Linked DNA regions of Homo sapiens: region 2 is linked to region 1. A link is an interaction called in ENCODE POLR2A ChIA-PET data of the cell type or tissue named here. Cell type or tissue: OCI-LY7. All regions are shown on one strand. Region 1 overlaps GRIK3 (glutamate ionotropic receptor kainate type subunit 3). Region 2 overlaps GRIK3 (glutamate ionotropic receptor kainate type subunit 3).

Region 1 (8,000 bases):
ACTCACAAAGCACACAGGCTCAAGGGGCACAGAGTCACAGGGCACACAGACTCACAGGGCATACAAGCTTATGGGACACATAGGCTCACAGGGCACAGAGTTACGGGGCACACAGGCTCATGGGGTACAGAGTCATGGGGCACACAGGCTCATGGAGCACACAGTCATGGGACACCCAGGCTTACAGGGCACACAGGCTCACAGGGCACACAGTCACAGGGCACACAGGCTCACAGGGCACAGAGTCAGGGGCCACACAGGCTCATGGGGCACAGAGTCACGGGGCACAGACTCACAGACTCACAGATCACAGAGGCTCATGGGGTGCAGGCTCACAGGGCACACAGACTCACAGGGCACACAGGCTCACGGGACACACAGGCTCACCGGGCACACAGAGTCATGGGGCACAGAGGCTCACAGGGCACAGGCTCACAGGCACAGGCTCACGGGGCACAGACTTACCGGACACACAGGTCATGGGACACAGAGTCATGGGGCACACAGGTTCACAGGGCACACAGGCTCACGGGACACAGAGTCATGGGACACACAGGCTCACAGGGCACACAGGCTCACAGGACACACAGGTTCATGGGGCACAGAGTCATGGGGCACAGACTCACAGACTCACAGGTCATAGACGCTCATGGGGTGCAGGCTCACAGGGCACACAGACTCACAGGGCACACAGGCTCATGGGGCACAGAGTCACGGGGCACAGACTCACAAACTCACAGGTCACAGAGGCTCATGGGGTGCAGGCTCACAGGGCACACAGGCTCACAGGGCACACAGGCTCATGGGGCACAGAGTCACAAGGCACAGACTCACAGGGCACACAGGCTCACAGGACACACAGGCTCATGGGGCACAGAGTCACAAGGCACAGACTCACAGGGCACACAGGCTCACGGGACACAGGCTCATTGGGCACACAGTCACAGGGCACACAGGCTCGCAGGGCACACAGGTTCATGGGACACACAGGCTCACGGGGCACAGAGTCATGGGGCACAGAGTCACAAGGCACAGACTCACAGGGCACACAGGCTCACGGGACACAGGCTCATTGGGCACACAGTCACAGGGCACACAGGCTCACAGGGCACACAGGTTCACAGGACACATAGGCTCACAGGGCACAGAGTCACAGGGCACAGACTCACAGGGCACACAGGCTCACGGGACACACAGGCTTATGGGGCACAGACTCATGGAGCACAGACTCACAGAGCACACAGACTTAGGGGGCACAGACTCACAGGGCACACAGACTCGGGGCACAGAGTCACGGGGCACAGACTCACGGGGCACACAGGCTCACAGGGCGCAGATTCAAAGAGCACACAGGCTCATGGAGCAAAGATTCAAAGAGCACACAGGCTCATGGGGCACAGACTCACCGGGCACACAGACTCAGGGGGCACAGAGTCATGGGGCACACAGACTCACGGGGCACAGAGTCATGGGACACACAGGCTCACGGGGCACACAGGCTCACGGGGCACAGACTCACAGGGCACACAGACTCAGGGGCACAGACTCACAGGGCACACAGACTCAGGGCACAGAGTCACGGGGCACACAGACTCATGGGACACAGACTCACGGGGCACACAGGCTCACAGGGCGCAGATTCAAAGAGCACACAGGCTCACGGAGCAAAGATTCAAAGAGCACACAGGCTCATGGGGCACAGACTCACCGGGCACACAGACTCAGGGGGCACAGAGTCATGGGGCACACAGACTCACGGGGCACAGAGTCATGGGACACACAGGCTCATGGGGCACACAGGCTCACGGGGCACAGACTCACAGGGCACACAGACTCAGGGGCACAGAGTCACGGGGCACACAGACTCACGGGGCACAGAGTCATGGGACACACAGGCTCACGGGACACATAGGTTCATTGGGCACAGAGTCACGGGGCACAGACTCATGGGACACACATGCTCACAGGACACACAGGCTTATGGGGCACAGACTCACAGAGCACACAGGCTCACGGGGCACACAGGCTCATGGGGCACAGAGTCACGGGGCACAGACTCACAGATCACAGATGCTCATGGGGCACAGGCTTACGGGGCACAGTCACAGGGCACACAGGCTCACGGGGCACAGAGACTCACAGGGCACAGACTCACAGAGCACACAGGCTCACGGGGCACAGGACACGGGGCACACAGGCTTATGGGGCACAGAGTCATGGGGCACACAGGCTCACGGGGCACAGACTCACAGAGCACATAGGCTCACAGGGCACAGACTCACAGAGCACAGAGGCTCATGGGGCACACAGGCTCACGGGGCACAGATTCACAGAGCACACAGGCTCACAGGGCACAGACTCAGGGGGCATAGGCTCACTGGGTACACAGGCTCACGGGGCACAAAGTCATGAGGCACACGGGCTCGTGGGGCACACAGACTCACAGAACAGGTAGGCTCACAGAGCACAGAGGCTCATGGAAGCTCCTCAGGATCACACTCCCACCTGCTGTGGAAAGTTCCCTGCAGTAAACACATGTCCCTCTCTCTCTATTGATAAGAGCACAGGCCCCCAATCAGCCAATCTGATGAGGGTTCAGGACTCAGCCCAGCCTTATTCTGGAGGCTGTTTGTCAGAGCCTCCGTTTCCATAGCTGTGTGGCATCTGCCGAAGCCTCCTGCTCTGTGGCCTGCTCCAGCAGAGGGGGTCTTGCTCCTGGTCTCCCTTGGGTGCTGGGCATCGCCCAGAGTGATGCGGGTGGAGACAGAGTGCTTTACTCACAGGACAGTGAATGAATGCATGGGTAAGTGAACGAACAATGAATGACTGCTCTCTGTAAAACAGAGGACACAAAGCTTTTTAAAAAATGTTTTATTTCAGAAAAATTTTCAAATTTTCAAAATATGCCAGAGTAGAGAGAATAGAACAGTAAGTACCATGTGTTCATCCCCCAGAGTCAATTGTTGGCCCGGGGCCAGTCTGGCTTCATACTTCCCCACTGCCTTTGTCTCATTTCACCTGAAATGTTTCCTGTGCACCTCGGGGGCTTTTGTTCTGTGCTCCCCTCACCTTCCCAAGGATGCTGGGCTCAGGGTCCGCCTCTCTCAGTTCTTTGGAAGCCTTGCAAGGATTCAGCTTGGCCATGGCATGTGATGGTCGAGAGTGGTGTGGGGTGGACATGGCCCTGGGCAGCTGTTTTCTTGGGAGCTGGGAAGCCTGGCTGCCCACACACCAGCGTGGAAGGAGTTAGCGGGTTTTTCCCTCTCCGGTGGGCATGCGGAATGCTGCCGTCTGGGTAAATTGTGGCAGTTTCACGATGAGGCTTTGAGTCATTTAAATGGCTGCTGGTGAGATGCTGCCCTGAGTCATTTCATCTTCCTAAGTAACTTTCTCTTCTGGGCTTCTGCCTATGCAGCACCTTGGCCCAGTCCCCAGCCAAGGTGGCCACCCCTTCCTACCAATCACGCTGCCTGCTTCCCACCCTCAGCCCTGTCTTCCAAGGGCCTCTTCCCCTCTCTTGCTTCCCTGGCTCAGCCATTTGCTGGCTTAGTCTGAGAAGGGGAGAGGATGATGTTGAAAAGGGCGGGGAGCAGAGTTCTAGGGCCTGCCGTCCCCCAGGCCGAGCACCCCACGGCTCAGGACTCCTCCCCCACTGAGCCACTGAAGCCCCCACAGGCCCCGCTCTGGCTGTTGGTGGAGCCTGGAGGCCTGCAGGAGGAGGTGTCACCAAGAACCTTGTCTTCCTCACCGTCACCTACCAGTTCTGAGAATCTGGTCTGATGCCGAGCCTTTGTTAAGAAGGCCTTGGCCACAGGCCATGGCTGGCCAGCCAAAACACCAGACCCTGGCCCTGGTGGCCAGCGGGGGATCCTTACTGACAGGGATGAGGTTGTGAGTCAGAAAGGCCACAGACACTCTGGATGTGTGCATGAGCACTTGCGTGAATGTGTGCAAGTGTGTCTGGTCCTGAACGCCTTGGTGTGCTGGTTGTGTCTTTGTCTACACAGCATGTGCCAGGGTGTTTCTGAGCCTTCTGTTGTTGTGTTCACATGTGTGAGTGCTTGAGGTAGCCTGTTCAGTATGCTTGGCTGCAGCTGTCCAGATATGCTTGTGTGTGAATGTATGTGCATGTGCCCTGTGTTTGTATGGAGCAGGGCAGCCTGTGTGTGCATGCGTGTTCTCCGGGGGCGGGGGTATGTCTGTGTGTGCTGTGTCTGTGGTTCTGGGTTTGAGTGATGTGCGGGGCCTCCCAGAGAGGGCCTGTGACTCAGTGCCTGTGTTCCACTGTGTGTTGGGTGCTGTGAGTGTGCCTGTCAGCCTCTGTGTATCCATCCACGTGTTTGTGTGCACGTGTGCGCTGCTCGGTGTGTGGACGGGGAAGCACAGTTTGGGTGGTGTTGGGTCAGGCCCAGCCCCTGTACCCCACCGCCCCACACCTGCCCCTTCCTGTCCTGCTGGCAGGGTTGATGACAGCCATGCCAGGCCCTACCCTTAGCCAGGTGGGCTGTCACTTATTTAGGGCTGCTATTTCAGGAGGGGAAGCAGCTGGCTGGCGGGCTGCTCATCTGAGCCTCAGCAAATCAGTGAGCTCAGGACCCACTCTGGGGTGGCCCCTCACTGCTGAAGTCTGCTTGGGGTTGGAGGCCCATGTGGCTGAGGCCTCTGTCTACCACCCTGACACCACTTATAGCACCACCATCCAATGTAGAGCTGGCTTGGGCTTCCTGCCTGTTCTCAAAGGAATAGGCCCTTACCCAGGGCTCCTATGGACCTGTGTGTGTGTGTTCGTGTGTGTGAACGTGCATGTGCACAGGTGGGTACACACAGGCATGTGTCCCTGGGTCCACACCTGCAGGCACTTGCCCACTATGCACTTATACTTGTGTGAGGAAGGGCACCTTTCTGTGGCCTGAACTCATGTGTCTGTAGCTGGTTTTTTTCTGTGATTTGTCTATGCATGTGTGTGTCCTTGTGCGTGCACAGGTGTGTACACATGTGCTTCTCTGCGTGTGTGTGGACCTGTGTATGCATATGTATGTGCATGCACACTCTTTCCCCAGCCTCCTTACAGTAATCAGGGGAACCTCAGGGACCTGTCCTTTGGAACACAGACATGTGCTACCTGTGCTCCTGCTGCTGGCCTCAGCCCCCGTCCCCACCCCAAGAGTCCTGGAGACCCACACATGCCACACAATGCTGCCTTGCCCAGAACCCTGGAGTGGCTCCCCACATGCTTTCTGTTGGCCTTCAGGGTCGGGGGCCTCCTCCAGGCCACTCTCACTTCTCCCGCAGATGACCTTTCTGGCTGCTCTGATTGGCATGTGGCTTCCTCTACTGAAAGGCATTCCGTGACTCTTCACTGAGCAAGTCCTCTGATGCTGAGGCTGTGTGCTGGGCTCCAGGAGAGGCAGCAGGGGTAATCATGGGCCAGCATTCCAAGACGTCTTAGGCTAGTGCAGTGGCAAGATCCTGGAGCTCAGATGTAAGGTGTGCTAGAGAGAGGTGAGCTTGGTGAGGGGTGAGAGCTTCCCAACAGGAATGCCCCCCTCTATCTCACCCTGAGAAGCATTCTTGTCTTTGAGAGTCCCTGGCACAGCCCCTCATCTGGTTCCCCAGCGGAAAGGATGCCCTTCGTCCCCCTTGACCCCTTGCACCTAGTAGATCCCTTTCCTCTTAGGACTAACGGTTTCCCATCATCAGAGCTTGGCTCAGCTGGCACGAAGGAAGGAGGCCAAGGGCAGTCTGACTGCAGGGGCAGTACCCTTGGGAGACAGGGGCTGGGGGTCCTCTGCCCTCTAATTGTCCTTTCCCGGCAGCTTCCCTCAATCAAGCCATTGATTTGAGGGCCCCCTCTGTGCTTCCCCTCCAGGGGAGCTTCTTCAGGGCCATGCTTTGATTGCTGCGGAGCGAGTGAAGCCTGTGTGAGCATCCCCTCTGAGCATCTCTCACCACCTGCCCTGCATCTCTGCTTGGACATCTCAAAGGCACTCAGCCCCAGCTGGCACCTTCGGGTGCCACTTCCGTGAGCTGGAAACCTGTGGGGTCCCTACCGACTCCTTCCTAGTCACCTTTCCTTTCCCCTGCCTGGTCCATGGCCCCATTGTGCAGATTCACCACCTAAGCATACCCAAGCCCTCTTCTGTCTGCCAGCAGCCTGCCCTAGGCCATTGTCATCACCACCTAAGCTCTTCTCCTTACGTATGCCCTAGCCCTCACCCTTCAATCTGTTCCACATGTGAGATCTACAATTTTGATCATGGCACTCTCCTGCTTAAAGCCATCAATAGCTCACCATTGCTTTTAGGATGACTCCTGCCCTTCACTTGGCACACTAACTCCTTTATCCTGCAGGTCTCGGCTCAACAGCATATCTGCAGGGAGGCCCCCTTGGACCTCACTCCTCTTGCCCTCTACCTGTGCCAGGCCAGGTCCTCTTGCCATCTGTTCTGCTCAAGCTGGGAACGCTCCGCACTTGCCAGAGCCCAAGGGCAGCTCCTCCTGACTAAGTGCTATGAGGCAGGGGCAGGGGGAGGGGCAAGGACAGGGCTGTCCACACGTTGTCCTCAGTGCTAGCAGTGAAGTGTTGTGTCTGCACAGACATGGAGCCCAACAGACGTGTGCTGAATGAATGCATGAGTAAAGGGCACTTGAGCACAGTCTCTTCCTCCTCCTCCCGCTCCTCCTCACCCAAGTAGTCCTGGGTCAGCCTGCAGAGCCCTTCGGAGGACACAGCATGGACACCCTGATGGTGATGCTGATTCTCCCTGTCAGCTGCCTTGTACAAGTGTTGCACGTGCTGTTCCCTCTACCTGGAGCATTTCTCTCAGGCACATAGCTCGTTCCCTCTCCTCCAGATTTGGCTTCAAGTGTTCTCACCTTGAAGAACCCTTCCCTGAACACCATGTATAAATTAGACCCCCCAACACCCAGTATTCCCTATCATCTCCTTTTGGCTTTTCCTTCCTGGCACTTATCACAATGGAATAGTCATTTATTCATTCATTCATTCATTCATATGCTTTCTCATTATCTGTTTGCCCCACCAAACTCTAAGCTCCCTGGAGGCAAGTTCCTCCCCACTGTTGACCCGGCACCCATCAGAGCCTGCTGGCACACAGTGCGTGTTCATTATGTGTGTAAATGAAGGATTGCATTATGTAACTTATTTTCCAACCCTGTCAGGGATCCACTTTAGAGATGAGAAAACTGAGGACCAGAGAAGTGAAGAAACTCACTAGTGGTCACAAAACTAATGAGAGAGGTGGTCTGGAGGTTCACATCCAGATTTGACTGATCCTATTTACTCTCATTCATTCATTCATTCATTCAGCACCTGCTCTGTGCAGAGGCCCTGTGCTGGGAACAGAGGCACAGAGATGGGATCATCACAGCTGCTGCCTGGATGACAGCTCAGTCCAGAGGGGAGGGGACTGAAGACAGTGGTCAGGAGGAGGCCCTAACGGACATCGTGGGCCCTGAGGAGACACCATGGAGGAAGGGCTCTTTGAGTAGGGTTTTGAGGGATGAGTAGGCTCTCGTGGCTGAGTGGTACGTATTGTACAGCAGAAAGAACACTGGACAGGGAATCAGGAGGCCTGTGTTCCAGTCATCCCCACTCCCTGTCACTTTGGGAAAATCACATTCCCTTGCTGACCCTGTTTCTGCATCTGCAAAGCCGGGCAGGCCCTGTGCTGACAGTCTGTGGGCTGAGGTGGCTGACTGGCAGGAACATTCATTTCCCTTCGATGCTCCTCCCCACAAGACAGAACCCACCTGGCAGAGGCCCTGGCTGTTTGGCAGAGTGGGCAGAGCATGGGGCAGCTGCCCTCTACCTGCCCTGCCTCCTGTGGTCCTCCCGCCCCTCCGCCCTCCAACCTCCTTCTCTCTGCTTCTTCCCTGTTCCCCCCATTTCTGCCCTCTCCTCTCCCTCCTCCTCGTCTTCCTCAGCCCCTTTCATCCTCTTCTCCTTCTCCCTCCCCCTTTTATTCCTCCTCTTCCTC
Region 2 (8,000 bases), 74 kb before region 1:
GGATGCCCCACGTCATCCGGATCGGTAAGCGCTCCCTGGAGCCGGGGGTCTCCGTGCGCCCGGGAGGGGGCGGGAATGAGGGGGCCTCCCAACGCGTTCCGGAGAGATTTTCCTAACCTCTCTCCGAGCTGCTGAGCCGATCGGTGACCACCAGGAGCTCCTCCCTGTGAGGACAAAGTTCCAGAGTCGGGGTCACGGGCCTTACTTATTGGGGAGGAGGCCGCCGGGCCGCAGTGGGCGAGGGGCCCTTGGCGCGCTCCTGGGAGGTCAGACCTGGCACAGTGTGGCGAAGGTTTCCAGTGCGATCCCGAGTCGAGGGCGCATTTCGCGGTGACTGCCAGCATGAACCGCAGCCGACCGAGTTCTGCGATCGGGCTTCTCCGCAGAGTGGGGACCCTGGGGAAGGCGCCAACTTCTCTCCTCTGCCCACCTCACTCCCCGCGGGCCCTTCGTCCCCACCTCTGGCATAGCTCGAGCAGCCGCAGCGAGGTCGCAGGGCACAGATTCGCATGACGAGGGCAGCCGGTCTTCTCTCCTGGTGGTCGCCCTTGGCCTCGGTGGTACCGGTTCAGCCCCGTGCCATGGGGCGGGGGTTGGGGGAGCAGGACCCCGCTGCCCGCTGCAGCTGGTCCCTCGGGGCCAAGGCCTCTCTCCCGCCTGGGGCAGTGCAGGTAGAGGGAAGGGACGATGGAGGCCGCCCAGTGCGGCCCGGGCAGGCGGCCCAGGGACGCCAGCGGTTTTTAAAGTTAGCCCGAATTCCTCCGCAGCTGGCGGCGGCTGGCGGGGCTGCGCGCGGCTTTCCGGGGCTCCGGCTTCTCCGCGTCTCTTCTCGCCGGAGACTCTTACTCCGGTCTTTAACTTTGTTGTGGCCGCCCAAGGCACCCTGCAGGCCTGAGCGCCGCGCATGTCCCGGGCCGACGACCGGCAGGGCTGGGCCTGGCCGGGCTAAGACGGAGCCTCCATCACCGCAGGCCCTGCGCCCGCCACCAGGCCGGACACCTGGGCCGCCTGGGTTCACTCGGCGCCAGCACCAGCGCCTGGCACCAGGCGAGCCGGACTCCGCCGAGCCAGGGCCACCTTCCTCCTCTACAGCTCTTCTTCAGGGCGGACCTTGGGCTGCCAGCGGCGTGAAAGAGGTGCCGGAACCGGTGTCGGGCTTGGTTTCCGTACTTGAGATTTTCCTAGGAGGCGGTCAGAAACCCAGCGGGTGGGTCTCCTCCTGGGCGGCCGCCCGGGAGCCGGACCCTCTTGAACACCATCTGGATGGGGCAGAGCACAGTCCTCAGCTCTGCCCACGCTGAGATCTTTCGGTCCATGCCCAGGACCCTGGCAGGCAAACACCAGCACCGGAGGCAGAGGAGGCCAGGCACGGGAGGGGACACTGGGGACAACCCTTATGGTCAGGCTTAACCCTTTGCAGCCCAGCCTGGTTGCTCCTGACAACCGAAATGTCTTCTATCTCTGTGCCTTTGCCTGCCCCAAGCCCAGCCTGGCACCATTCCAGGGGCAGGAAGCCTCCCCTTCCCCCCCCAGTAATGGACCAGCACTTCCTTTATTCCCTGTCTCCTTCCCTCTGCTTTTTTGGGGGCCTGCGTCGTAGGGTGTCCTTGGGGAAAAAGGTGGGGGGACTGAGAGGGTGCTATTTGCCCATCGCACGGATTGCAGTTCCCTTTTCCTTGATCCTTCTTCCACAGGGGTGGGATGGGTGTGCTCCCAGCCCAGCCTCAGGGATGGAAGTCTTTGGAGGCCCAGAAGGACAGGCTACCGTAAGGGCAGCCTCAGAGGGATAAGCTGGGAAGGCGCAGGATGATGTATCCTTACTGTGAAATTGAATGGGTTAGGGAGTTCCTCCCAGCCCTTAGGAAGAGCATCCCCAAGCCTGCCCGCCCTTTCTTGGGTTCAGCGTGTAATAATGAAATTAAAGGATGGCAGAGCCCTCCTCTCTTCTAATCTTCTTCGTATTAAGCCCCAGGATTAATTAGCGTGTCAGCCCAGGTCATTTATATCCAAGAGCCCTGCCCCATTTGATTCTCAGCCCATGGACTGGGGTGTTGTGCCTGCGCCAAACGTGACTGCCAGAGCTGTGCCAGTTTGGGCGGAGGATGGGAGGACTCTGAGGCCTCTGGAGACTCCTGGGGAGCTGAGTTTCTGTCCTTCTGAGCCCCTGCTTGAACCCCAGCTGGAGCCAGGGAGCTACAGTGGACATGGACAGAAAGAGCGAGCGAGCGAGAGAGAGAGAATCTCATGCTAAAATCCAAACACACCACCTTGGCTGGGCCCAGTGCCCTCTCCCTTTTCCCATCCCCCCCATCCCTGGGATCTCAGGGTTCTGGCTGGGGCTTTAAGAATTTAGGCCCTCTGGAGTGTGCTAGGTGCTTCTGATTCTCAAGACTGGCACCTGAGCCGGCTGAGCTTGGAGCTGAATGCTTCTCCAGCAGCCAGGCATCGCCGAGCACCAGCCCGGAGAGGGCTTTCTTGCAGGTGCCAGAGGGGCTCTCTGGGCTGAGGAGCATCGTACCCACCCCCTCTCTTTGTGCCTCTTTTGGGGGCTGAAATTTCCTCTTAGACAAGGAGATGGATAGCTCAGCAGTGTGACAGAGTGTTCAAACAATCCGTCTTGAATAGATGAATTGCATTGCTCTGTCTTTTTGTAATTGTGTCTATCAGAAGGAGAGGTCAAGGCATTGATTGCTTGGATGGTTTGCAAGTAACAAAAGAGAGTGAGGGAGAGAGCAAGGGAGAGAGAATGATTGGATTGTAGTCTGCGAGAAAAAATGATCATTGATTATTTTATGTGAATATGTGGAAGATGTATTCTATGTATGATTATCAAATGTTGTGCATTGAAGGTTTTCAAGCCATATTGTTTGGCATTTTATTATTATTATCGTCGTTATTATTGTTTGGGTGAATCCCAGTCTTAACTTACGGAAGGCAGTTTAATGCATAGATTCTCTCAGCCAAACGGGCTTCAGTGACCTCCCGTGGGGACCTGAATTTCCAGGTTACCTGACCCCAAATCTGTAGTGGAGGGGCTGCTGGACTTGGAGCCAGGAGGTCTGGGTTTTCTGCTGCATCTGCCACCAGTTTGTTGGGCCATTTCCATCAAATCACACCTCTCCCTGGCACCCCAGGCCTCAGTTTCTCCATCTGTAAACTATTTGGTTGGCCTTAATGGTTGGTATGTTCTGTGGTTTCAAAGTTCCCTTTAGTGCAGGCTGGCGGGCACTGTTATGCCATTGTAGGTTTCATGGTTAGTTCTCTCCTCATGTTATGGGCATATGTAGGATTGAGGGCCAGCCTGGAATTTGAAAAGGGAACTAGACAGTGGTGGCAGCAGCTGGGGAAGCCTGGCCAGCTCTTCTGTGTGTTGAGGAGCTCAAGTGGATGGTGGCGATCTCCAGCCAGCCAGTGGGGAGGTTTGAAGCCAAATGACTGCAGAGACATAAAGCAGGTGTTGGGGGGGGGGAGGGGGTGGGGGGTGGGGAAAAGGAAGGGTTGGCCCAGCTCTGGACTCTGAGCATCTACAGATAGAGCAGAACTGAGCTGCAAGGTCCTGAGTTTCCTGAATATACAGGGGCCCAGCAGGCAACAGCAGCCGATCCCTGGGGAGAGACACCCCCTCCCTCAGAGTTCCCAAACCGGCCTCATCTGTAACTCCTATGACTGGTTCACCCAAATTATCCTAAACATTCATCTCTTGAGTTTGGGAGCCGCTGTGTATAAAACAATGAGAAATTTCTCACAGTGACTGGTGATGCGCTGAAACATCGCTGCCTTGTAGGAGCAGACAGCAGCTGAATGAAGATCAATAGGGTTTTCCCCCCTGGAAGTAAATAGCTTCAGACAAGACCTGGGAGTGGCCCGCGGGGCCTTAGAGAGCATTAACTTGAGGAATTTCTACCTCCACTTTTCAGCCCAGCTGCTGCTGTTAGCCCCAGCTTTCCTCCTTCTCAACTGGAGTTTAATTTTCTTCCTGATGCCTGCCTCGCACTTCGCTAAACAGTCTTTTGATGTCAGAATGACCTAGGGTCTTTAGAGGTGGTTTATGCAAGGTGAGCCAGGCACCCTGGCCTCACTAGGCTCTTCCAAGGTCACCTGCATCCTCCTGTAGCCGGCAGGATGGCTGACCTCAGAAGTCCAGCTCATGTGCTGTTTTCAAAGGGCTTTGCAGGATGGCTCTTTATCCCCGACCCCTCCAGAAATGCAAGCTGCCTCCAACCACTCCAGAAATGCAAGCTGCCTAGTGGCTTTTAGGATCCTTTGTGGGGCTGTAAGCCTTCCTGAATCCCCACGTTCCCACAGGCACTCTGTGCCTGTCCCAGGAAACAGTCCCCTCCATGGGGGAGGAAGCACAGATGCCCCCGTGGGCTGTGGAACTACCCCTCCTCTTGAGAGAAGTATAAGGCCATATGTAGGACAGACTGCAGGCCTGCTTGGTGAAGGGGGTTCTTTTAGCAGGAGACCTGTTTGATCTCAGTGACTGGGACTGTTTCTGGTCTGCTGAGGTGGCGCCTCCTCTACTTGCCACAGCAGCTGCCCCTGTCTCTTCCTTGCAGCTGCAGCCTGGCTTGCCTTGCTTGCTCAGGACCTTCCAGAGGGAACTGAAACAGCGGGTGCTTCACTCCACTGGGCAGCACGGAGAGGAACTGGGGGACTTTGCACACCCCGCCTGGCAACAGAGAGGACCAATGTTGCAGGAGCAGGGCCCTCGTTGAGGCTAGCACCCAGCAGGCACTCGCTTGTCCTCCAGAGGCCAGTGTGGTAGGGCTGCAGCTCTGGGAAGACAGATGCACTAAGGGCCTGCCTGGTATGGAAACGGAGCTGATGCGGATGGGGCTGGCGCCTTGGCCTTGGGCTTGATTCCTGGAATCGCTCTTCTCCCAGGTGCTGATTCTTCAGCAGCAGCACCAGAGGGCAGTGTGCCTGTGCTGAGACGGCCACCGCAGTGTCTTCTGCCTGGGGCCCCACCTGGGTCTGGAGCAAAATCAAAATAATGAAACAACAATGACAACAGCCATATGATGGCTCCAATTTATTGTGCAATTATTAGCCACTAAGCACTGTGCCAAATGCTTTTCAAACAATGACTCATAGTGTGGGTAAATAGTAAGTGCTCAATAAATGGAGCCATAGGGCTCTTCTCTTCATCTTAGGTAGCCTTCACAACCTACAGACATTATCCCATTTTACAGGTGAGGGAACTAAGCTTGGTGGCGTCACTTGCCCAAGATCGCACAGCCAGTGAGCGGTAGAAGTGGGATAAGAAGTATGGTGTGCCTGCCTCTGGATCCCATGCATTTAGCTGGCTGTGCCATCTGGAGATGGCAAGAAACAGTTTTTAAGGGGCTGAATGCGGTGCCCCTACCCCCACTCCCCATTCTGGTTGCTGAGTGAGGTCTCACTGGCTGGGCTATGTTGGTCCTCCTCTGGGAGGATGGCCATCTGGGCTCTACCACTCTGAATTCCACTAGCACTAGTTTTCAGTGTCAGACTGGCCTTGCTGATGAGCTGTGTGGCATATTTGCCTCCTCCAGGGCCCAGGTGTGGATGGTCTTTCCCAGCCTTCCTACCAATACACATCCTTCCATGTACTACATCCCACATTGTCCTGGCTTCTGGACTCTGCTTGAGGCTTTAATCTAAGCCCTAAATAAAGGACGGACTCACCCTTGGGTGAGGCCAGTTCACCTACAGGGATCCCACTGTTCTGGGGTCTGTAGTCTACATGTCCCCACTGGAACCACCAGGCTGTCCTCAAAGACATTGTCAAAGCCTTGAGGAAACCCAAGGGCCTCGTGTCTGTGTCTCCTTCACCTCCATCCTCCTCACCCAGGGACCTGGAAAGAGAAGGTGGTTGGAGAATTAGCTGTCTTTGTTATTCCTTCCTTCCCTCACTTCCCGTTTTCCTTCCTTAGTCCTGTTCCTTCTTGCCAACATCCCTTCAAGGCTAATAGGTTTTTATGGTCGTTTTATTTTTAAGCAAGAGTCACATCCTGACCTTCTAAATTGGGCCTGCTGCCTCTGGGTCCTGGAACATGTGTTGCTGTGTCACAGACACCGTGGGTTGGGCATGGGGACCTGGATGCAAGAGTCTTCCTAATCCACCATTCCGTCTACAAGAGCAAAGGCAAACCCAGACTTACCCTTCTCTGTCTGCAGTATTCCTTCTCCCATGGGGCCAGGGGAGCCTGGGATAATGGTGGCTGCCAGGGACTGAGCTGTCTGGAAGTGAGGGGAAGCTGCACTGCCCAAAGTCACTACAAAGGTGACAGATTTGAGACAGGCATGGTCAGAAGGGTTATGTTACTTTGCAGGGCCTCCATTTCCCCATCTGTAAAATGGGGATGATACTGCCCATTGGGTTAAATACGTGTGACGTCTTTTCAAAAGAGCTTACATGCTGTCCACACTTGAGCGTTTCTTTTTGCCCTTGGAGGAGTCTGTGCACAGGGCTGGGTGTAGGGTGATGCTAGGGAGACCTCCAGGGAGCTGACTCTAAGGAGGCCCTCAAATGAGGACCCTTTGCTTGCATGACTGACCATGAGAGGGGGTGCCTCCTTAAATCCTGGCCCTGACCCAGCATCTGAATTTGCTTCTGGAGTATGCTTTTCCTCCCACTTATCTTTGTGCTCCAGAGACAAATCCTAATTGAGCATGATTTGGAGAGATCAGACCAAATTGAGGGCCAGGGGACTGGGTTTGAGGACAACAGGTTGTTCAGATTTTCTTTTGTTTCTCATAGCCACATTTCATAGCAGCCATGCCCCTAGAGCCGTCTGCCCTTCCTTCCTTTGTTTTATTTCCTTTGGAAATCGCCTCCAGGGTCCACACTGCCTCTCCCTAGTCACAGCTCAGCTGCCCAGGTCCTTCTCCTTGCTTCCTTTGACCTTTATGCCTTGTTTACTAACAGTATTGACCTTGGCCATGGTTTTCTGGGGGTGAGTCGGTATCTAGGCTTTCTCTAATGCATGTGCATTGTGCCTCCCCCACTAGACAAGGAGCTACCCAAGGGTGTCTCAGGCCATCTCTCCCCCATCACTTCCAAGAAACAGAATGATTTTTTTTGGAGTCAATAATATATTTCATTGATTCTAAGATGGGATTTTTTTTTCACATTTTCATATCTCTGACATCAGCTCGTGTCTCACATGTCATGTCTAAGTTTACTTGCAGAATTTTTTCTTTCTTGGCACTCCAAGAAAGAATGGCATGTCTTGGGTCTGATGAAATGTGGTGGATCTATTTTTGAACGTGAGTCCAATGTGTACTTGCTGTGTGACCTTGGGGAAGTCACCGCACCTCTGAGCTTCCATTTCCTCATCTATAAAATAGAAGTATTAACGTTAGGTTGAACCACGTGCAGCTATTGTTGACCTACAAAAATCTTGTGGTTGACCCTTACAGTATTGTCTGCATAGCGTTATTGTGAGGATTAAAGGAGATAAAGTACGTAAAGCTCTTTGCATAGTGCCCGATGCTTAATAAATTTTAGGAGAAAAAAGAGAGTTCCCCAAGGGTGGGGCCACATCTCCACCGACTCTGAGCTCTGAGGCTGTCTGCATCTCATGTGCCCTTGGCTTTGTGCTAACCCCTAGTGCCCCATACTCCATGCAGCCTTGTATGTGGCATATGCCCATCGCTCACATACCCATGGGCCCTGCACTGGAGTTGGTGGGCCTAGCAGTCTGTACCAATTATTCACTGTGATAGGGAGCAACAGAGGTACCCTTTCTTGGATGCTCATAATGTCAGCTCCCAGACACCGCCTGGCCCATTATTTATGGGGTGCTTGTTCTTCCCTGATTTTGCAGCATTTTGATTAAAATGCATTTTGCATATGTTCAGAGCTGGGAAGACCCTGGTTATGGGATGTTCTTAAGGGGCTGGTCCAGAGAGTCTTGATCAGCCCTTCTCAGATGGGGAGTACAATCTCACCTCCTGGGCAGGCCACTGGAGACTGGAGAGGGTCTGAGGCTAGAGGCCCTAGGGGATAGACA

Evidence for each region. Peaks named below come from ENCODE experiments on the same cell type or tissue, not always from the same donor. Only the 100,000 strongest peaks of a DNase experiment are listed, where the experiment ranks them.
Region 2: POLR2A ChIA-PET joins it to region 1 with 25 read pairs; 2 of 35 experiments call an interaction of 5 or more read pairs at or near these places.

The regions. Positions count from the first base shown.
Region 1 is chr1:36,951,722-36,959,721 of GRCh38, reverse strand. All of the region lies in intron 1 of GRIK3 (glutamate ionotropic receptor kainate type subunit 3), which reads left to right. Among named protein-coding and RNA genes, the nearest start is that of GRIK3, 79 kb to the left of the region's middle. RefSeq lists an enhancer at 228-794. In OCI-LY7, no CTCF peak of the experiment used is centred here; DNase peaks (open chromatin) are centred at 2,991, 4,511, 5,341 and 7,731; H3K4me3 peaks cover 3,267 bases; H3K27ac peaks cover 5,803 bases.
Region 2 is chr1:37,026,018-37,034,017 of GRCh38, reverse strand. GRIK3 (glutamate ionotropic receptor kainate type subunit 3) reads left to right here. Exons shown (of 16, transcript NM_000831.4): 1 at 1-24. Among named protein-coding and RNA genes, the nearest start is that of GRIK3, 4.5 kb to the left of the region's middle. RefSeq lists enhancers at 1-848, 849-1,748, 4,730-4,779. In OCI-LY7, CTCF peaks have their summits at 4,680 and 4,879 (motif pointing right); DNase peaks (open chromatin) are centred at 3,417 and 4,577; H3K4me3 peaks cover 6,142 bases; H3K27ac peaks cover 6,408 bases.